6 separate regions of the Homo sapiens genome follow, and regions 1, 2, 3, 4 and 5 are each linked to region 6. The links are chromatin contacts, found by Hi-C or POLR2A ChIA-PET in ENCODE. All regions are on one chromosome and are shown on one strand. The core of a region is the stretch at or near the end of the contact, and the rest is flanking DNA. Distances in the headings are between cores, read along the strand shown.

The links. Hi-C counts contacts between places; a loop is a spot of excess contacts on that map. ChIA-PET counts read pairs that join two places held with the same protein, here RNA polymerase II (POLR2A). Pooled maps may share reads with other maps.
Region 1: a loop to region 6 is called in a pooled map, with 2.8 times the contacts of the local background. The contact joins the promoter of PSORS1C2 here to the promoter of HCP5 in region 6. A Hi-C loop is called at or near these places in 2 of 50 pooled maps. POLR2A ChIA-PET finds 5 or more read pairs at or near these places in 3 of 52 experiments (OCI-LY7, activated CD8-positive, alpha-beta T cell and naive thymus-derived CD8-positive, alpha-beta T cell).
Region 2: a pooled map shows a loop between it and region 6 (3-fold over the local background). The contact joins the promoter of PSORS1C3 here to the promoter of HCP5 in region 6. A Hi-C loop is called at or near these places in 2 of 168 maps with a recorded cell type or tissue (both CD8-positive, alpha-beta T cell), 2 of 37 single-sample maps with no recorded cell type and 10 of 50 pooled maps. POLR2A ChIA-PET finds 5 or more read pairs at or near these places in 7 of 52 experiments (CD4-positive, alpha-beta T cell, CD4-positive, alpha-beta memory T cell, activated B cell and 4 more).
Region 3: a pooled map shows a loop between it and region 6 (7-fold over the local background). The contact joins the enhancer-like site here to the promoter of HCP5 in region 6. A Hi-C loop is called at or near these places in 3 of 168 maps with a recorded cell type or tissue (CD8-positive, alpha-beta T cell and IMR-90), 4 of 37 single-sample maps with no recorded cell type and 11 of 50 pooled maps. POLR2A ChIA-PET finds 5 or more read pairs at or near these places in 7 of 52 experiments (CD4-positive, alpha-beta T cell, CD4-positive, alpha-beta memory T cell, activated B cell and 4 more).
Region 4: a pooled map shows a loop between it and region 6 (5-fold over the local background). The contact joins the promoter of HSPA1B here to the promoter of HCP5 in region 6. A Hi-C loop is called at or near these places in 5 of 50 pooled maps. POLR2A ChIA-PET finds 5 or more read pairs at or near these places in 2 of 52 experiments (PC-9 and activated T-cell).
Region 5: a loop to region 6 is called in a pooled map, with 5 times the contacts of the local background. The contact joins the promoter of VARS1 here to the promoter of HCP5 in region 6. A Hi-C loop is called at or near these places in 2 of 50 pooled maps. POLR2A ChIA-PET finds 5 or more read pairs at or near these places in 2 of 52 experiments (MCF 10A and naive thymus-derived CD4-positive, alpha-beta T cell).

What each region holds. Positions count from the first base shown.
Region 1 is chr6:31,137,634-31,140,475 of GRCh38, forward strand. PSORS1C2 (psoriasis susceptibility 1 candidate 2) reads right to left here and starts at 1,433. Exons shown (of 2, transcript NM_014069.3): 1 at 1,339-1,433; 2 at 1-673. The coding sequence starts at 1,393. The coding sequence ends at 318. It overlaps PSORS1C1 (psoriasis susceptibility 1 candidate 1), which reads left to right. Exons shown (of 6, transcript NM_014068.3): 4 at 797-826; 5 at 1,023-1,146; 6 at 2,008-2,459. The coding sequence ends at 2,299. RefSeq lists an enhancer at 1-933.
Region 2 is chr6:31,184,947-31,187,646 of GRCh38, forward strand. PSORS1C3 (psoriasis susceptibility 1 candidate 3) reads right to left here and starts at 1,371. Exons shown (of 3, transcript NR_152839.1): 1 at 1,080-1,371. RefSeq lists enhancers at 704-1,293, 1,294-1,881.
Region 3 is chr6:31,202,607-31,205,437 of GRCh38, forward strand. HCG27 (HLA complex group 27) reads left to right here. Exons shown (of 2, transcript NR_026791.1): 2 at 1-1,362. Among named protein-coding and RNA genes, the nearest start is that of HCG27, 6.3 kb to the left of the region's middle. RefSeq lists enhancers at 1-430, 589-1,309, 1,310-2,029, 2,030-2,749, 2,750-2,831. Within about 2 kb of position 1,470, at least 33 of the 41 ENCODE cell types and tissues checked have a DNase peak (open chromatin) inside an H3K27ac peak, as active enhancers do; they include CD4-positive, alpha-beta T cell, CD8-positive, alpha-beta T cell and IMR-90, where a contact is called at or near this core.
Region 4 is chr6:31,826,385-31,829,084 of GRCh38, forward strand. HSPA1B (heat shock protein family A (Hsp70) member 1B) reads left to right here and starts at 1,354. Exons shown (of 1, transcript NM_005346.6): 1 at 1,354-2,700. The coding sequence starts at 1,567. RefSeq lists enhancers at 282-1,093, 1,117-1,746, 1,747-2,375.
Region 5 is chr6:31,794,329-31,797,332 of GRCh38, forward strand. VARS1 (valyl-tRNA synthetase 1) reads right to left here and starts at 1,424. Exons shown (of 30, transcript NM_006295.3): 1 at 1,218-1,424; 2 at 503-922. The coding sequence starts at 889. RefSeq lists an enhancer at 1,022-1,876.
Region 6 is chr6:31,461,876-31,464,583 of GRCh38, forward strand. It overlaps HCP5 (HLA complex P5), which reads left to right and starts at 1,305. Exons shown (of 2, transcript NR_040662.1): 1 at 1,305-1,404; 2 at 1,496-2,708. It also overlaps the pseudogene HLA-X. RefSeq lists enhancers at 600-1,799, 1,077-1,371.

The DNA.
Region 1 (2,842 bases), core at 183-2,682, 320 kb before region 6:
CCATAGCCCTGCCCCAGCGATCGCGCGGGCAGGAAGACCGGGTGGGAGGTAGGTGCGGCCGAGGCCTGGAGGCGAGGTAGGAGAGTAGGCTTAGGCTGTCAGAGGAAAAAACGGGCGATGTGAGGACTAAGTATGGATCTCAGGAGGGGACAGGAAATATTGAGAACACCACCTTACGGGTTCAGAATAAAACCGAGGGAATGAGGAAGAGGTTTAAGGAGACAGGCTAAATTGGGAAGAATTCACGGGGAATCAGAGGGTGGAGAGGGCGTGGGTGCCTGGAGATGCCTGGGAACAGAACGGCTGAGGGGACTCCATTATCTGTACTCTTCCCGGGGTGGGTCTAGGTCTGGCTCCTCCTGAGGTCGGTTGTCCACCTCAGGGGCAGGAGGCCAGGGGTTTTCTGGGGGCTGGGGTCCTGCCGGCCAAGGGTCGTCAGGCCGGGGAGGTTGAGGAGGATCCGTTCTAGGCGGTTCAGGGAGCCAGACTCCAGTTTCAGGCAGGTCTCTCCAGGGACGACTGGGGCGGGTAGGCGGAGGATCTTCAAAGAGAGGGGGTGCCCCTGGCCAAGGGTCACCGGGGACTGGGGGGCCCTGAGGCAATGTTGGGGAGCCTGCCTCCTCTCGGTCCTCTGCGGGTGGGTGAGAGGGGTGGCCCTCGCTGCCTGAGATGCCTGTAAAGGAGGAAGGAGAAAGGTAAGAGGTGGTGAGGGCTTCTCTCCCCAGCCCCACCCAGCCCCAGCCCCAGGAGGAGGAGCCTGTCTGGATGGACGCAGCCTGAACTGACCCACAAACAGACCAAAAAAGTCACTCTCAAAGAGCTCTCGGTAGGTTTGTAAATACTTAACTGATGGTAAAATGTCATGAACCCCTACCCCCGATGGATCTGAACCGTTCACTTGACCCACTTTAAACTGACCAGACTTCTCCAAATAAGCTCCATCCACCCCTGGTTGGGGTACCCCACTAGCTTTGTCCTCAGGCCAACCTGCAACCCAAAGTGGGTTACACCTTGGCCCCCAGGCACACAGACCCCAGCTTTACAAGGACCCCAGCTCCTTAACACAGATCCCAGCTCCGAGGAAACTCGTCCCCCCCACGTTAATCCTGACCGACTTTGCCACATGGAGCCAGCAAACCATTTCTGGTGAGAGCCAAATGCACCTTCTGCACCATGTCCCCCACCCAATGTGTCCAGAAAGCCATTTCTGGTGAGCCAGATGCACCTTCTGCGTCCCCTGAATTCCTGTCCCCAACCCCATGCGTCCAGTTCACCTCCGCCATCTTGAGTATCCCTCATCACCCCAAACTGCAGTCCCTGCCTCTGTTCCCACCTCACCTCTGGTGTGCAGGCAAAGGACCAGGATCCCCAGGAGCTTCCAGTTGAGGATCATGGCTATGTACTGGCCCCCAAAGCTGGGGTGGGCTGAGTCTGGGTGCCTGGGAACCCCAAGAGGCTTTATAGGGGAGGAGTGGAGGAGGGACCAGCCCAGTGGCACAGGAATACCATCAGAACAGAACTGGTCAAACCCGTTGGGAAGGCCTGGGCTGATGTGTCACCCCTGAAGGTGGCGTCCCTTATTTTAGTCCTCCAGCCCAGGACCCAGCTGCCTGCTCTCCCTATCATGACCCAGAGCCTGCGTCACCCCACCCTGGTTTTCACACCCTCCATCCACATCCTGGAGCAGTCAATACCCACTTGGCATCTCCGTAATCACAGAGATGTCCACCTTCATCCCTTGCAACTATTGGAAGCCAAAGAATGGGAGCAAACCACGCGATGGGCGTTGGGAAGCACCGTAATTACAGGGTTGGGAGGCAGGATGCCTGCGCTGAGGGAGGAGGTGCTTTTCAAACCTGGGATGCAGCTGGGACAGTGTCAGCTACTACCCCAGCCTCCCCACTCACCCCCGCACTGAAAGCTCCCCCTGGGGCTTCGTGCTTTCCTGGGCACTTCCCTTCCCCCATGGGATCCAGGCATCCTGCTCTCCACCATGTCCTTCTTCAGGCATGCAGGGGACCTCCAAGCAATGATATCCAAGGAATTCCATCTGGCAGCCACCCAGGATGACTGCAGAAAAGGAAGGACACAGGAGGATATCCTGGTTCCCTCTTCCCACCCAGAGCTGTTTGCATCAGTCCTGCCAATGGCTCCGGAAGAAGCTGCCAGGCTCCAGCAACCTCAGCCCCTTCCTCCTCCCTCAGGAATCCACCTATCCGCCTCTAGGACCTTGGCTCCAACTCTATTGTACTCGTCTCCTCCCTCCCATTCTCCTTTTGGTCTCAGCTCCTTGATCTAAGCCTCCCAGAGAGACCCCTAGAACGTTTCCCTCAAGGACCTTTCTGCCTGGAAGTCTGTTAGCCTTTCAGAAGTAACATGTCCAAAATAAAATTTGATTCCTCCCAGGTTGTTCCCTGCCTGGTCCGCTACCCCACAGTAAGGAACACCTTATTATGCAATGGCGTGATCTCATCTGTTCCCTCCAGGGCTCACCCAGAAACCTTCGTTACACTCCTCCACCATCCACCTGCAAGCCCCTCCACACCCTGTCCAAACCCAGCCCATCATCCTGAGCCACCATCTCCCCTGAGCCTCCCCAACACCCTTCTAATTGGCCCCCTTGCTCCCACTGTTTATCCCTCCCCCTCACACAAAGCCTGTCCTCCACCAGCAAAAGAGGTCTTAAAATATACATCACGCGGGCCTGGTGTGGTGGCTCGCGCCTGTAATCCCAGCACTTTGGGAGGCCGAAGCGGGCGGATCACCTGAGGTCGGGAGTTCAAGACCAGCCTGACCAACATGGAGAAACCCCGTCTCTACTAAAAATACAAAAATATTAGCC
Region 2 (2,700 bases), core at 121-2,620, 280 kb before region 6:
CCTTGCACATAAACTGTTTTTTTTTTTAAATAGTACTCAGGAGGCCTTATTACTTTTAAATTACACAATATTTTTTGCATAAATTTTTTTATAACATTTTTTCTTTCACGACTTTCGCCGACAATTCTTCAACATGTCTCAACTTTCTGACTTATTACAAACATTTTTTTTTCTTTAAACAACCAGTTAATTTATTTCAGGACAAGAATTTACCATATAACACTCTTTTTACATAAATTCTGCCTCCCCCGCTTTTTTTTTTTAAAGTGAACTTTTTTTTTGTCTTTGGACTAGACTGTCTAAGGCCACAAGATTAGAAGTTACCATAATACATGTTATACTGTTAATTTTTAGCAAACTTCACTTTTGTTGAAAACCTTGTAAGTTTGGGATTTCAATTATCCTTTGCTATTAATAAGACCTTGTTTAGTCTAAATTAACTTAGAATTGGTATAGATGGCCTTTTTTTCTCTCTGCTGGTCTTTCCTTGCCTCTGCCAGATGCTTATGCTACTGTTCTCTTAACTACTGTAGGGGGAAGGGGGTCTAAAACCAGCTGTAACTGTCTATGTACAGAAACTGGTCTGGATGCCTTGGCTTACAGGTTACTTTGTGTCATACCTTTGAAACAAGGGACCTGTCCAGGCTTCCTTCTGATGGCCAACCCACCTCTAATGCTGGCCAGTCTATTTCACAAGTTCTAAGTTTTCCTGGTGTCACAGTAACATCGTAATCTCCCTTAAATTCTTTCTTGAAAAAAAATTTTTTTTAACATAGTTCCTAGTGGGGTGGGCTTATTTGTGCCTGACCCATGCTTCTTCGAGACAAAACACCACGCTCACACCACACGTGCACTACAAAACAAAAAAACAGGGCACACACACTTTTGCAGTTTACACCAAACCAAAATCAGAGTATCCAAAAACCCAAGCCAGGTCAAAACCAAAACCAAAACCAAAGTATCACACAATCTAAGTCAAGTCAAAACCAGAATAAAAGTGCCAGTACAGGCACACCATGGGTGATCAGGCCATGCTTCCACTCAGATGGAGTGGGGCAAGTTCCAAAGACTAGTCTTACCAAGTTTCAGATGTCCGGACTCCAAGTGCCAGTTCCTTCCCAGTGTTCAGCCAGTGTGTTAATCCTCCTCGGGGGCCTGCTACGTGCTGCTCTGGCGAGGCGTTCCACCCGGGGAATTTCCTACCCGGGAGCGCTCTTTGGATCGCGTCACTCAGGCTGGCCAGAGTCCACCGCAGGGATGCTCCACAGGGCAGGCCTAAGCCACCCAAGGGGCTGCCTTGGCCGTCCGTCAGTTACCTCGCTTCCTGTTCAGGGAACCAAGAAATGTAGCAGGACGAGCCCCAGACAAAACCTTTCAGACACCGAGTTGTAGAAGGAAGGGCTTTATTCAGCTGCGAGCATCGGCAAGCTACTGCCTTAAAATCCAAACTCCCTGAATGCACAATTTCTGTCCCTTTTAAGGTCTCACAACACTAAAGATTTCACATGAAAGTGTCGTGATTGATTTGAGTACGCAGGTGGTACGTGACAGGGGCTGCATGCACTGGTGGTCAGAGAGAAACAGAACAGGGCAGGGAGTGTCACAATGTTCTTCTATACAATGTCTGGAATCTAGGAATAACATCGCGTTCTAAGTCATGGGTTGATTTTTAACTACTGGGTTTAGGCCAGGCAGGCCCAGGCCTGGTTTCGGGCCTGGCGCCAGGCTGCCTGTCTTTGGTTTTACTTCCTTGTTTTTTCTTAAAACAGGTACTGAGTATAAAGCAATATAAAACAATACGAAAGGGTCTCTCTCTTCCCTCAAAGGGAATAGGCTGCTGTGGAGAAAGGTAAATAAATGGTGGAAAGAATTACATGGGGGATTAACTAATCTGTATACCAAATCCCCATGACAGGCAATTTACTTCTATAACAAACCTGCTCATGTAAAAGGTTTTTGGCCGGGCATGGTGGCTCACGCCTGTAATCCCAGCACTTTGGGAGGCTGAGGTGGGTGGATCACTTGAGGTCAGTAGTTTAAGACAAGCCTGGCCAACATGGTGAAACTCCATCTCTACTAAAAATACGAAAATTAGCTGGGCATGGTGGCACGCACCCGTAGTCCCAGCTACTCGGGAGGCTGAGGAAAGGGAATGGCTTGAACCTGGGAGGGGGAGGTTGCAGTGAGTCGAGATCATGCCACTGCACTCCAGGCTGGGTGACAGAGTGAGACTGTGTCTCAAAAAAAAAAAAAAAAAAAAGCAAAAAGTTTTTAAAAGAAAATAGTGGAAAGACAGAGACCCTAGAAGAGGGAGAAGGCCTAAGGCAATTTCTTCTTCCTCTCTTCCCCATCATTCTTTCAGCCACTGTGGAGAGAGGGAGAGTACGGGGTGCAGGGTAGATGAGAGTAGACAATTCTGATTATTTGAGGAGGGTTTGTGGTTTAGGAAGTGAGCTTCTCACCGATTTTATTTATTTATTTTGAGACGGAGTCTCACTCTGTCACCCAGGCTGGAGTGAGATCTCAGCTCACTGCAACCTCCACCTCCCGGGTTCAAGTGATTCTCCTGCCTCAGCCTCACGAGTAGCTGGGACTACAGGCATGCACCACCATGCCTGGCTAATTTTTTGTATTTTTAGTAGAGATGGGGATTTCACCATGTTGGCCAGGCTGGTCTCAAATTTCTGACCTCAGGTGATC
Region 3 (2,831 bases), core at 220-2,719, 260 kb before region 6:
GCCTGGAGGGGCTCCTCAGTGTGACTGGGTGAAGTGTTTTCAGAGGACCAGGGTTGAGGTTGGGGGCATCTCATCCAGACCCTGCCGGCATCTGCCCCAGAACCCAAGGGCCCCTCCTTCCTCCCTCCTCAATGGAAATGCTGGAGATGTCCTCAGTCACCCTCTGAGCACTCACACATCACCCCTTATTTGGAAATTTTTCTCACTCTAACCTTCCTTCCTGCCGCACCTTCTGCCCCATCCCCAGGCTCTGGCCTCTCTCTCTCCTCTTCTACCCTTTAGCAGGTAATGACTCAGTTCCCACTGAGGAGCCAGCTGTAGGTGAGAGTTTGGGCTCTCGGTGAGGTTGGGAGAAGGAAAAGGCTTATGGGCCAGGGGGTGGGAGGGAGAATGGGCACAGCCAGAGCAGAGTGGAAGGGTTGGGGGAGGCGATAAAGACAGATGTTTCCGTATTACCATTTTTCTTTCATGGTCCGAGGGAGCTGCCCTTCCCCCAAGCCCAGGAAAGTGAAAAGAGAAGCAGGAACAGTAAAATACTCCACAGGAAAGAAAAATCTTAGTGATCCCTCCTGCTGTCTCTTTCCTTTTGCCTATTCTGGCAAATTTTGTAAGTGAAATTTGTTACCAAGATGTGAAAATCTTATAAGAAAGTCTCTAAATATTTGAGAATAAAATTATCAATGTCTCAGCTCTGCAGGCTGAAAAAACGGAGGCTTTACAAAATAAAATCATGCTTGGAAAACTTCTCCTCTGAGGGATGTCAAAGGCTGCACTGAATAAGCTCTAAGGTGGTGCTGAAATGAGTCATTTATTTGCCTGTGTAAGCTCAGGCAGGTGTTGGAATTGAGGAAGTATAGGTAATGAAAAAAGTAAACATGTCCTCGGGACATAGCGACTGGTGATGACCACACAATCAACACAATAAACTCTAGCATTCACATTGTAGTCCAGCTCATTCAAGCAAAGCTATCTCCAATAGGGAGTTTACCCTGTACAGAACACGTGCATTTCCACCTGTTCTCAGACTGACCCTTTGCTCATCACAATAGTGAAAAAAAACACAGCCCTGGGTGGAGATTTAAGATGCTAATGAGTCATGAGATGTATGAACAAGCATGTACAGCTACTGCACACGTGCACCCAGAAGACCGCCCAGAACATGCTTGCTAGTAACACCTCTTCCCACCCACCTCCTGTGAATAATCATGTAAGACTCCCATAAAGGGAGTTTCTCCAGCAGTGATCAATGCTGTCTCATCCTTAGGAGCAGCCCACCCTGAATCCTCTCAGGGTGTACAGTTTATTTTGCACTTAACTTTCAAAATAATATTTTTCCTTTGTAATAAATTGCTTTGTACTTCATCTCCTTTGCTGCGTGTTTCTTGTTTAAATTCTTTTAAATGAAGAAGTCAAGAACCAAGGTATTACAACAGCCGTCAACATTTCCGGTGCCATGACTCAGAGGTTTGTCTGCTTCGTTGGTTTCAGTTTCCCTTCACTACTGGTGAGTACTATGGCAGCCAGAGACCCCTGATTGACTATCACTGCTTTCCCCAGATCTATTAAGGTTTTGGGGGAGGACCTTTTAACTCACTCACATTCTTTGAGCAACTAATTGTGATTGCTTTCCATTTGGCTGCTGCTTTTACAGTGTTTACAATTACCTTATTTGGATGGAACGCCCTGATTATTCAGCCTTGGGACTTTTGCTGCTTCTGTTTCACTTTTTGTTTTGCTGTTCCTCCCAGGACTGCACCTGATCTGTACTTACTGGCTATTGTAACTTTTTTTTTTTTTTTTTTTTTGAGACAAGAGTCTCACTCTGTCACCCAGACTGGAGTGCAGTGGCTCTATCTCGGCTCACTGCAACCTCCACCTCCTGGGCTCAAGCGATTCTCCTGCCTCAGCCTCCCAAGTAGCTGGGATTACAGGCGTGCACCATCACGCCCGGCTAATTTTTGTATTTTCAATAGAGTCGGGGTCTCACCATACTGGCTCAGCTGGTCTCGAACTCCTGACCTTATGATCAGCCCACCTTGGCCTCCCAAAGTGCTGGGATTACAGACATGAGCCACCGCGCCCAGCACTTGTTTGTTAATCAAGTAATCTCTTCAAAGATTTTTGTTCACCTTGAGGGACACATTAGATCTACTTTTGCCAACAGTCCCCATTCCTCCAGGCTCTGTGTGTTCTGAGACTCCTCTGAGTCTCAGAGGAGTGTGTTCTGAACGTCTCCTCTGAGAACAGGAGACGTTCCAAGAGGCCATCCATGTTGAGTGCAGGATGTGTGGCCACATGGATGTGTAGTCATGGGGACTATAACCAGGCATTCCAAGCATGATGACTGGACATTAAAAATGGCAGATCAGTGAAATAAGGAAGGGCTTGTTGGTGAGACATCCAGGCTCCCCGGCTGGCAGCAGAGATCACTTCAGTTCAGCTTGGAGACGTCCAGCACCAGTGAGACCTAGAATGGTGCATGGCAAATGCCCATGACCTCCTAGGGCCTCAGTTTCATGGGGATTCAAGGGAACACCCTGGACTCCATCGTCCGGCTTAGCTCACAGGGATGCCGATGACCTCCTGGATTTTGGTACATGTTTCTGTGGTTGCAGGATTCTCTTGTTACCTAGAAAGCCACCTCCTCTACTGTCACTGAAACACCTCTAGGGTATATACTAAACATTGGAATATTTTGAAACTGTATAAATTAAAAGATAATAGGTGGGTGCGATGGCTTACACCTGTAATCTCAGCACTTTGCGAGGCCGAGGTGGGCAGATCACCTGAGGTTGGGATTTTGAGACCAGCCTGACCAACATGGAGAAACC
Region 4 (2,700 bases), core at 104-2,603, 360 kb after region 6:
TGGTGGCGCACGCCTGTAATCCTAGCTACTCAGGAGGCTGAGGTAGGAGAATTGCTTAAACCCGGGAGGCGGAGGTTGCAGTGAGCCGAGATCACGCCACTGCACTCCAGCTTGGGCGACAGAGCGAGACTGTCTCAAAACGAAAACAACAAACTTAAGACACATAACCTGAGGTGTTAAGAGGAGCTAGTAACTAGAACCTGGGTCCCAACCCCTCCTGCTTTCCAGCATCACTCCACACAGTTTGCTTAAAGAGGGCCACCTGCCAAACAGCTGTAGTATGTGATGTTAAAGAGAGCTAAACACCCCCCGCACCTCCCTCCCAGGGTCACCATCTTGTTAAATTTGACCTAAAAACGGTAACAGCCTAGGGGTTTCAGGGACAGACAGAAAATCTTACTCGGGACTGTGAGGTCCTACTTCTACACACCGTCCAGGAGTGAACCAGGAATTGAGAAAGTAGGAAGGAGGTGTCCCAGACCCCAAGCTAGGAATGGGGAGGGAAATGGAGGAATCCCAAATGCCTTAAGGACGGCCTACATACTAAGGAAAATTTTTTTCTAACTCCTGGTTGCAGCTGAGGGGAGCGGCTGAGGGCGGGGACAGGGGTGCGGCGGACCCACTGCTCCCATTACCCGACCAGCGCCTCCCTTCCTCCTTGGATGGGTGCCCCTGTCTTGCTAAGAACTGCCTGTTTACACAACTGCTTTCCTTGTGAAAATTTAAAGGCTCCTATTCCCAGTTGTTCTATCCTTGTAGGTTAAAGATTATGTCAAAAACTATATTGCATTATCTCTTTCCTTCTCCTTCCCATTAAGACGGAAAAAACATCCGGGAGAGCCGGTCCGTTTCTCAGGCAGACTAGGCCATTAGGTGCCTCGGAGAAAGGACCCAAGGCTGCTCCGTCCTTCACAGACACAGTCCAATCAGAGTTTCCCAGGCACATCGATGCACCGCCTCCTTCGAGAAACAAGGTAACTTTCGGGTTCTGGTTGTCTCCAAAGTCATCCGACCAATCTCGCACCGCCCAGAGCGGGCCCTTCCTGTCAATTACCTACTGAAGGGCAGGCGGCCAGCATCGCCATGGAGACCAACACCCTTCCCACCACCACTCCCCCTTTCTCTCAGGGCCCCTGTCCCCTCCAGTGAATCCCAGAAGACTCTGGAGAGTTCTGAGCAGAGGGCGGCACCCTGCCCTCTGATTGGTCCAAGGAAGGCTGGGGGGCAGGACGGGAGGCGAAACCCCTGGAATATTCCCGACCTGGCAGCCTCATCGAGCTTGGTGATTGGCTCAGAAGGGGAAAGGCGGGTCTCCACGACGACTTATAAAAGCCGAGGGGCGCGCGGTCCGGAAAACGGCCAGCCTGAGGAGCTGCTGCGAGGGTCCGCTTCGTCTTTCGAGAGTGACTCCCGCGGTCCCAAGGCTTTCCAGAGCGAACCTGTGCGGCTGCAGGCACCGGCGTGTTGAGTTTCCGGCGTTCCGAAGGACTGAGCTCTTGTCGCGGATCCCGTCCGCCGTTTCCAGCCCCCAGTCTCAGAGCGGAGCCCACAGAGCAGGGCACCGGCATGGCCAAAGCCGCGGCGATCGGCATCGACCTGGGCACCACCTACTCCTGCGTGGGGGTGTTCCAACACGGCAAGGTGGAGATCATCGCCAACGACCAGGGCAACCGCACCACCCCCAGCTACGTGGCCTTCACGGACACCGAGCGGCTCATCGGGGATGCGGCCAAGAACCAGGTGGCGCTGAACCCGCAGAACACCGTGTTTGACGCGAAGCGGCTGATTGGCCGCAAGTTCGGCGACCCGGTGGTGCAGTCGGACATGAAGCACTGGCCTTTCCAGGTGATCAACGACGGAGACAAGCCCAAGGTGCAGGTGAGCTACAAGGGGGAGACCAAGGCATTCTACCCCGAGGAGATCTCGTCCATGGTGCTGACCAAGATGAAGGAGATCGCCGAGGCGTACCTGGGCTACCCGGTGACCAACGCGGTGATCACCGTGCCGGCCTACTTCAACGACTCGCAGCGCCAGGCCACCAAGGATGCGGGTGTGATCGCGGGGCTCAACGTGCTGCGGATCATCAACGAGCCCACGGCCGCCGCCATCGCCTACGGCCTGGACAGAACGGGCAAGGGGGAGCGCAACGTGCTCATCTTTGACCTGGGCGGGGGCACCTTCGACGTGTCCATCCTGACGATCGACGACGGCATCTTCGAGGTGAAGGCCACGGCCGGGGACACCCACCTGGGTGGGGAGGACTTTGACAACAGGCTGGTGAACCACTTCGTGGAGGAGTTCAAGAGAAAACACAAGAAGGACATCAGCCAGAACAAGCGAGCCGTGAGGCGGCTGCGCACCGCCTGCGAGAGGGCCAAGAGGACCCTGTCGTCCAGCACCCAGGCCAGCCTGGAGATCGACTCCCTGTTTGAGGGCATCGACTTCTACACGTCCATCACCAGGGCGAGGTTCGAGGAGCTGTGCTCCGACCTGTTCCGAAGCACCCTGGAGCCCGTGGAGAAGGCTCTGCGCGACGCCAAGCTGGACAAGGCCCAGATTCACGACCTGGTCCTGGTCGGGGGCTCCACCCGCATCCCCAAGGTGCAGAAGCTGCTGCAGGACTTCTTCAACGGGCGCGACCTGAACAAGAGCATCAACCCCGACGAGGCTGTGGCCTACGGGGCGGCGGTGCAGGCGGCC
Region 5 (3,004 bases), core at 174-2,673, 330 kb after region 6:
GAGTTGAAAGTACACCAAGGCACAGGTCTCCTTTGGAAGGACTGATAGTTACAATCTGGCAGGGTTATCTCTCCTCTCACTTACCTTCCTCATTTCATTTCTCTTTTATCTCCTCCCAGCAATTGTCATCTCTCCCTCACCCAGTCTTTTCCTACAATTCAAATAACTTCTATCCTCATCAATTTCAGACTCATCAAACTTTTACTAAGAGACTTTAAAAGTGCCTGGCACTAAACTATGTGCTCTGCGCACATCTTTTAATCCTATTAACTCAGTGAGGCAAGCATTACATCAACTTGCCTGCGTGTTCATAGACATAGGAAGACCAAGACACAGCGGGTCTATGAAACGTGCCCAGGGTTACCATACCAGTTGGCAATCTGGGATTTGATCACTCTTTTCCCACATCTGATGTACTACCTTCTTGTCTCATTGTCCATTCCAGTCCTCGCTTCCCTCCTCTGAATTTCTCCCCTCCCCCTCTTCTGTACAACCCCCTCACCTGGGGGTCCTGGGCCGAGCTTCGGAGTCCCAGGGCCGGCAGCGTTGCTCCACAGGCAGCTGGTATTAACTCCGTGTCGGCGTAACTGACCCACTGTTGGACAAGGACAGCCGCCCGGCTGCCCCCTGGGCCCCCCAGGCCTGCTGGCCACAGCAGCTGGGCCACAGCCGTGGCCCCCCACACCCAGAGCCCACCGGGCCCCTGCTCCAGGGCCGGCAGGCGGGGTGGGGGAAAGGGAGTCCTGCTAGTCGGGGGTGGCTGGAGACAGATGCGGGGGTGGGCTCCTCCCCATCCGGGACCCTCCCCAGCCTCCCCATAGCGAGCGGCTATGAGGGCTCGGAGGCTGGGGAAGGCATCTGGGTGAGGGGAGACGTAGAGGGTGGACATAGTTATGAGAAGGTCCGAACGAAGTGGAAAAACCTAAGGAGAAAGAGAGACAGGGGAAGACTGCGGGATCGAGGTGGGTCCTATGTTTGAGTAGAGAGGGGACCCTCACGGGAGCTCCTTCGCCGCAGACACCCGAGTCCCATAGGACTGAGGGTCTGACCAGGCAGGCTGTCAGGAGCCGAGGACCTGGCTCTCAGAGGGGCAGTGTCAGTGGGGAGTTCCTGGGGAAGAGGAACTATCCACCATCGCGGGGCTTCGGGGAGTGTGGAAGGCTCTCAGGAGCGGGTCGGCGTCTGGTTGGATGCGGGTTCGAGCCGCGTGTACGTACTGGAGGGAGATGGTCAGACTGGGCCGGGAATCCACCTCACAGCCAGGCGCCGGCCGCGGCTGGACCGGCCGAGCGGCCCGGGCGGAGGAGTCGAGCGGGCAGAGACGGTGGGCGGCTCTCCAGGTGACCCTAGTTCCCTAAGATCGCCGCCCCGGCAGCCGGCGCCCACGTGTTCCCCCCTTTGTGACAGGGAGCGTTTCCGGGCCTGCGGGTCCTGGCGGGGGCGGCCGTGCCCCGCCTGCGAGTGCGCGCCCGCCGTGTCCGACACTGCCCCGGGGGCCGCGCGGCTCGCCGCCCGCCGGTCTCACGAGGAACAGCGCGGGGCGCGGGGCGCTGGGCGCGGACGCAGGACGAGAGGACACCCCTGAGCACGACGCTCCCGTCAGGCGCCGCCACGGGCACCTTGTGCGGGTCCTCGGCCGGGTGGCGAGGGCGGCGCCCAGCGGGCAGCTAGGGAACTGGCCCAAGAGGGTCGGCCGGCCCTGCCGGTGGAGGGCGTTCCCCACCCGGTAGCGGGGAGGTGCCCAGCAGGGAGCCGCCTGATGAGGACCGAAGGGGAGGTCCATTTGCCGAGGCCCTGGCGTCCAGCTTCCTCTTTGAGCCTCATCTCCTCATGTATGAAAAAAGGGTGACGGCCGGGCGCAGTGGCTCACGCCTATAATCCCAGCACTTTGGGAGGCCGAGGTGGGCGGATCACCTGAGGTCAGAAGTTCAAGACTAGCCTGGCCAAGGTGGTGAAAGCCCGTCTCACGCCTGTAATCCCAGCACTCTGGGAGGCCAGGGCGGGTGGATCACCAGGTCAGGAGTTCAAGACCAGCCAGGCCAAGATGGTGAAACCCCGTCTCTACTAAAAATACAAAAATTAGCCAGGTGTGGTGGCAGGCGCCTGTAATCCCAGCTACCCCGGAGCCTGAGGCAGGGAATTGCTTGAACCCTGGAGGTTGAGGTTGCAGTGAACTGAGATCGTGCCACTGCACTCCAGCCTGGCGACAGAGCTGCAGTATTTGTAAAAATACAAAAATTAGCCAGGCGTGGTGGCACACACCTGTAAGCCCAGCTACTTGGGAAGCTGAGGCAAGAAGATCACTTGAACCTGGGAGGCGGAGATTGCAGAGCTAAGATCACACCACTGCAGTCCAGCCTGGGTGACAAAGTGAGACTCCATCTCAAAAAAAAAAAAAAAAAAAAAAAATTAGCCGGGCATGGTGGTGGGCATCTGTAATCCCAGCTACTCAGGAGCTGTGGCAGGAGAATCGCTTGAACCGGGAGGCGGAGGTTGCAGTGAGCCAGACCAAGCCAGTGCACTCCACCCTGGGCAACAGAGTGAGACTCCCGTCTCAAAAACAAAAAGGAGGGTCACACTAGATGGTCTCTAAGGGTCCCTTAAGGCTGAGAAGTCTCATCTGTATCATGAACTCATATTTGCTGAATGAGTGAATGAAGTTTAGTAATTCCCAGTCACAACTTTTCTCTAAAATATAAATTACATCACTTGTATTTATCTTCTATACATATTCAGAAAACATGAACTGATTTGGTTGGATTGGTGAAGTCTGGTAGCATGAAATGTATCTTATGACACTATCACATTAATGGAAGGACAGCAAGCACTCCAGTTGCAGGTATGGTATAAGCAAAAGGCCACAGGGAGAACATACAGGTAGGGACATGTTGGGGAAACATGGTGTAGAGCAACTGTATTATATGCTTTATACCAAGGAGAGTAGTGGGAAGCTGAGTTGGATTCTTGGCTGGGTTAACGCAGAGTAACAGGGGCTTGGATGAAT
Region 6 (2,708 bases), core at 55-2,554:
ATCCCCATCCTCTGGGGAAGAAAAGGGGGCTGGAAGTTGAGCTCAGTCATCAATGGCCAATGATTTCACCAATCTTGCCTACACAATGAAACTTCCATAGACACCTCTAGACAGTGAGTTTTGGAGAACTTCCCAGTTGGTGAGCACATCCGCATGTCCACGTGCTGGGAGGACGGCACACCTCATCTCCATAGAGACAGAGGCTTCTGCGCTTATATCTTTCTGTAAGGCAGACACCCTTGTTTCTAGGAGGGACCTAGGGTGGACTGTGGATTCTTTCTCTGGGGCAAATAAAAATGTAGAATCAGAAAATTCAGGCACTTTGCACTCCTCATGGGACACTCCAGCAGCACTCACGTGACCATCCTGAGAATGGACAGGACACCTGAGGTGGGGAAGGGAGCACAGAACCCAGACACCAGCCTGGACACAGGCACCTGGGATAATCTCCTATTCCTTGGAAAGTTCCAGTATCTGAGGGAGGAACAGTGACTTCTGGTCCTGACCTGAGTGGAGACCGAGGGACTCAGAAGAGCTGGAATCAGACCCCCACACACACTGAGTATGAGTCAGAGAACAAGGCCTGAGAGAAAAAGTCACAGTGCCCAAGACTGCTGCAGGGGTCAAAGGGGACTGCTGATCAGTGTTCCAGGGATTTGCTCCAGATTAATCTGAGTCATGGAAAAACTGCCTTTCTTTTGTTTCTAAACAAATACCTGCAAAGACAAAAGACCACATAAATCCCCAGGTGCACAACTTTTTCAGATTTAAAGAAAAAACAACCCCCGTCTTTCCCTCCATTCCCAGGAGAAGCTCACTCTGTGGCATCAAGCTGCCTGGGTGAGCTCTCTTCTAGAAGAGTCCAGGGGGACAGGCAAGGAATGGGAGGCAGGAAGTCCAGTTCAGGGAGGGGGATTCTGGGATGAAAAGTGAAGGGAGAGGGACTGAGCCCATGCTGAGGGTTTTTCTCTGGTTTCTCAGACAGCTCCGGGGCCAAGATTCGGGGAGACATTGAGACAGAGCGTTTGATATAAAAGAAGGGGGTAAGAGCCAAGTCCCAGGGCCCGGAGCTTGGCTCTCTGGGCTTCAGGCCCCGAGGGCGGTGCCTGGGATGGGCCGGCTCAGCTTTGGGGTTTCCCGAGCTCCGCTCTCTCTCTTCCACCTTTCCCAACCTGTGTCAGGTCCTTTTACCTGGATACTCATGATGCGGCCTCAGTTCTCACTTCCATTGGGTGTTGGGTTCCTAGATCAGCCAATCAGTGTCGCCGCGGTTCCTGGTTCTAAAGTCCTCGCCGGCCCACCGGGACTCAGATTCTCCCCAGACGCCAAGGTTGCGGGTCATGGAGTCCCGAACCCTCCTCCTGCTGTTCTCGGGAGCCGTGGCCCTGATCCAGACCTGGGCAGGTGAGTGCGGGGTCGGGAGGGAAAAAGCCTCTGCGGGAAGGAGCGAGGGGCCCGCCCGGAGGAGTAAATCTGCACATATATTTAATTACAGATTACAATTACAATCAAGGCAGAAATGATCTCATTTTTACATTACAACTCTGGAAAAGGCAATAGACTGAGATGCAAGTGTGCCCCCAAGTGATGGGCAGAAGGAGAGAAGGTGTTTTGGATGCATTCTAGAACACAGGTAATCTAAGGAGAGTTGATCAAGGCCGTGGAAGAGTCCTCCAGCCACTATTGGCCATCAAAGGAGTCCTCTGTGTCCCAGGAATGGTCCTGCTTTGGTGTCCCTGGTGTGACCCATCACCCGCTGGGAACAGCCTGAGAGAAGTAGGGCCTCTGCACCAATGCTGCTGAGGATGTCAGAGCACAGGAACGAGGCCTTGGGAAATTACCTGGAAATGCGACTGAAATCTTCCTTCCTGAGGGGTCTGGGCTCTTGGAAATCAAACCCTCTCAGGTTGGGTGGCTGGACGATTCTCCTCACACTTACAATGGGACAAGGGGAACCAGGAGGCCCCCAAGGGGATCCCTGGGTTCCACACGAACTCCTCCTACCCTCATTGTGTGACAGCAGCCATGCCTCCTCCTGGGGATCAGGATCTATTACCTGTGCCTGGAGAGGAGGGGACTCCTCTTCTCACCCGCTGGTCTCTGGACACATACTGTCCAATTCCCCTGTGGCAGCTGTAATGTGTAGTTCAATGGGCACTCATTTGTCCCCTTTTAAGGGTACCCTCCTTTAGAATCCAGGACCTTCTACCCTGCAGAGTGTGGTTTTGGGAGAGAAGTGCAAAATCCCACGACAGGTGAGTTGAAGGAATGGGATATGGAGCCACATCCACTTCCACCCCTTGGTATCTGGACCCACGTGTTCTTCCTACTGAGATTACAGAACTGTAGAGATGTCTTTGATTTTTAAAATGCACCATGTCCTGAAAGATGGCACCCTCCCACCCGCAGAGTGCTTCCTGCAAGCTGGCGTTGAGCTGTGCCTATAGAAGCTCTTTTCAACATTCTTTATGGCCAGCAGCCCTTGGTTGGTGCAGATGGTGATAGGACCAGTGGGTCCCACAGCATGGCCACACTGCACCTCCTTCGCTGTCAAGTGGGTCCCCCACGAAGATACTGCACGGAGAGCAGTGCCAAGCCTGTGGATCAGGAATATCAACAGCCCCCAGAGAGTGGTGCTGGCTGAGGGTCTGAGAGCAGGACAGGAAAACCCACCTATGGAATAGGTGCCTATCCCTGTGAAGATGAAC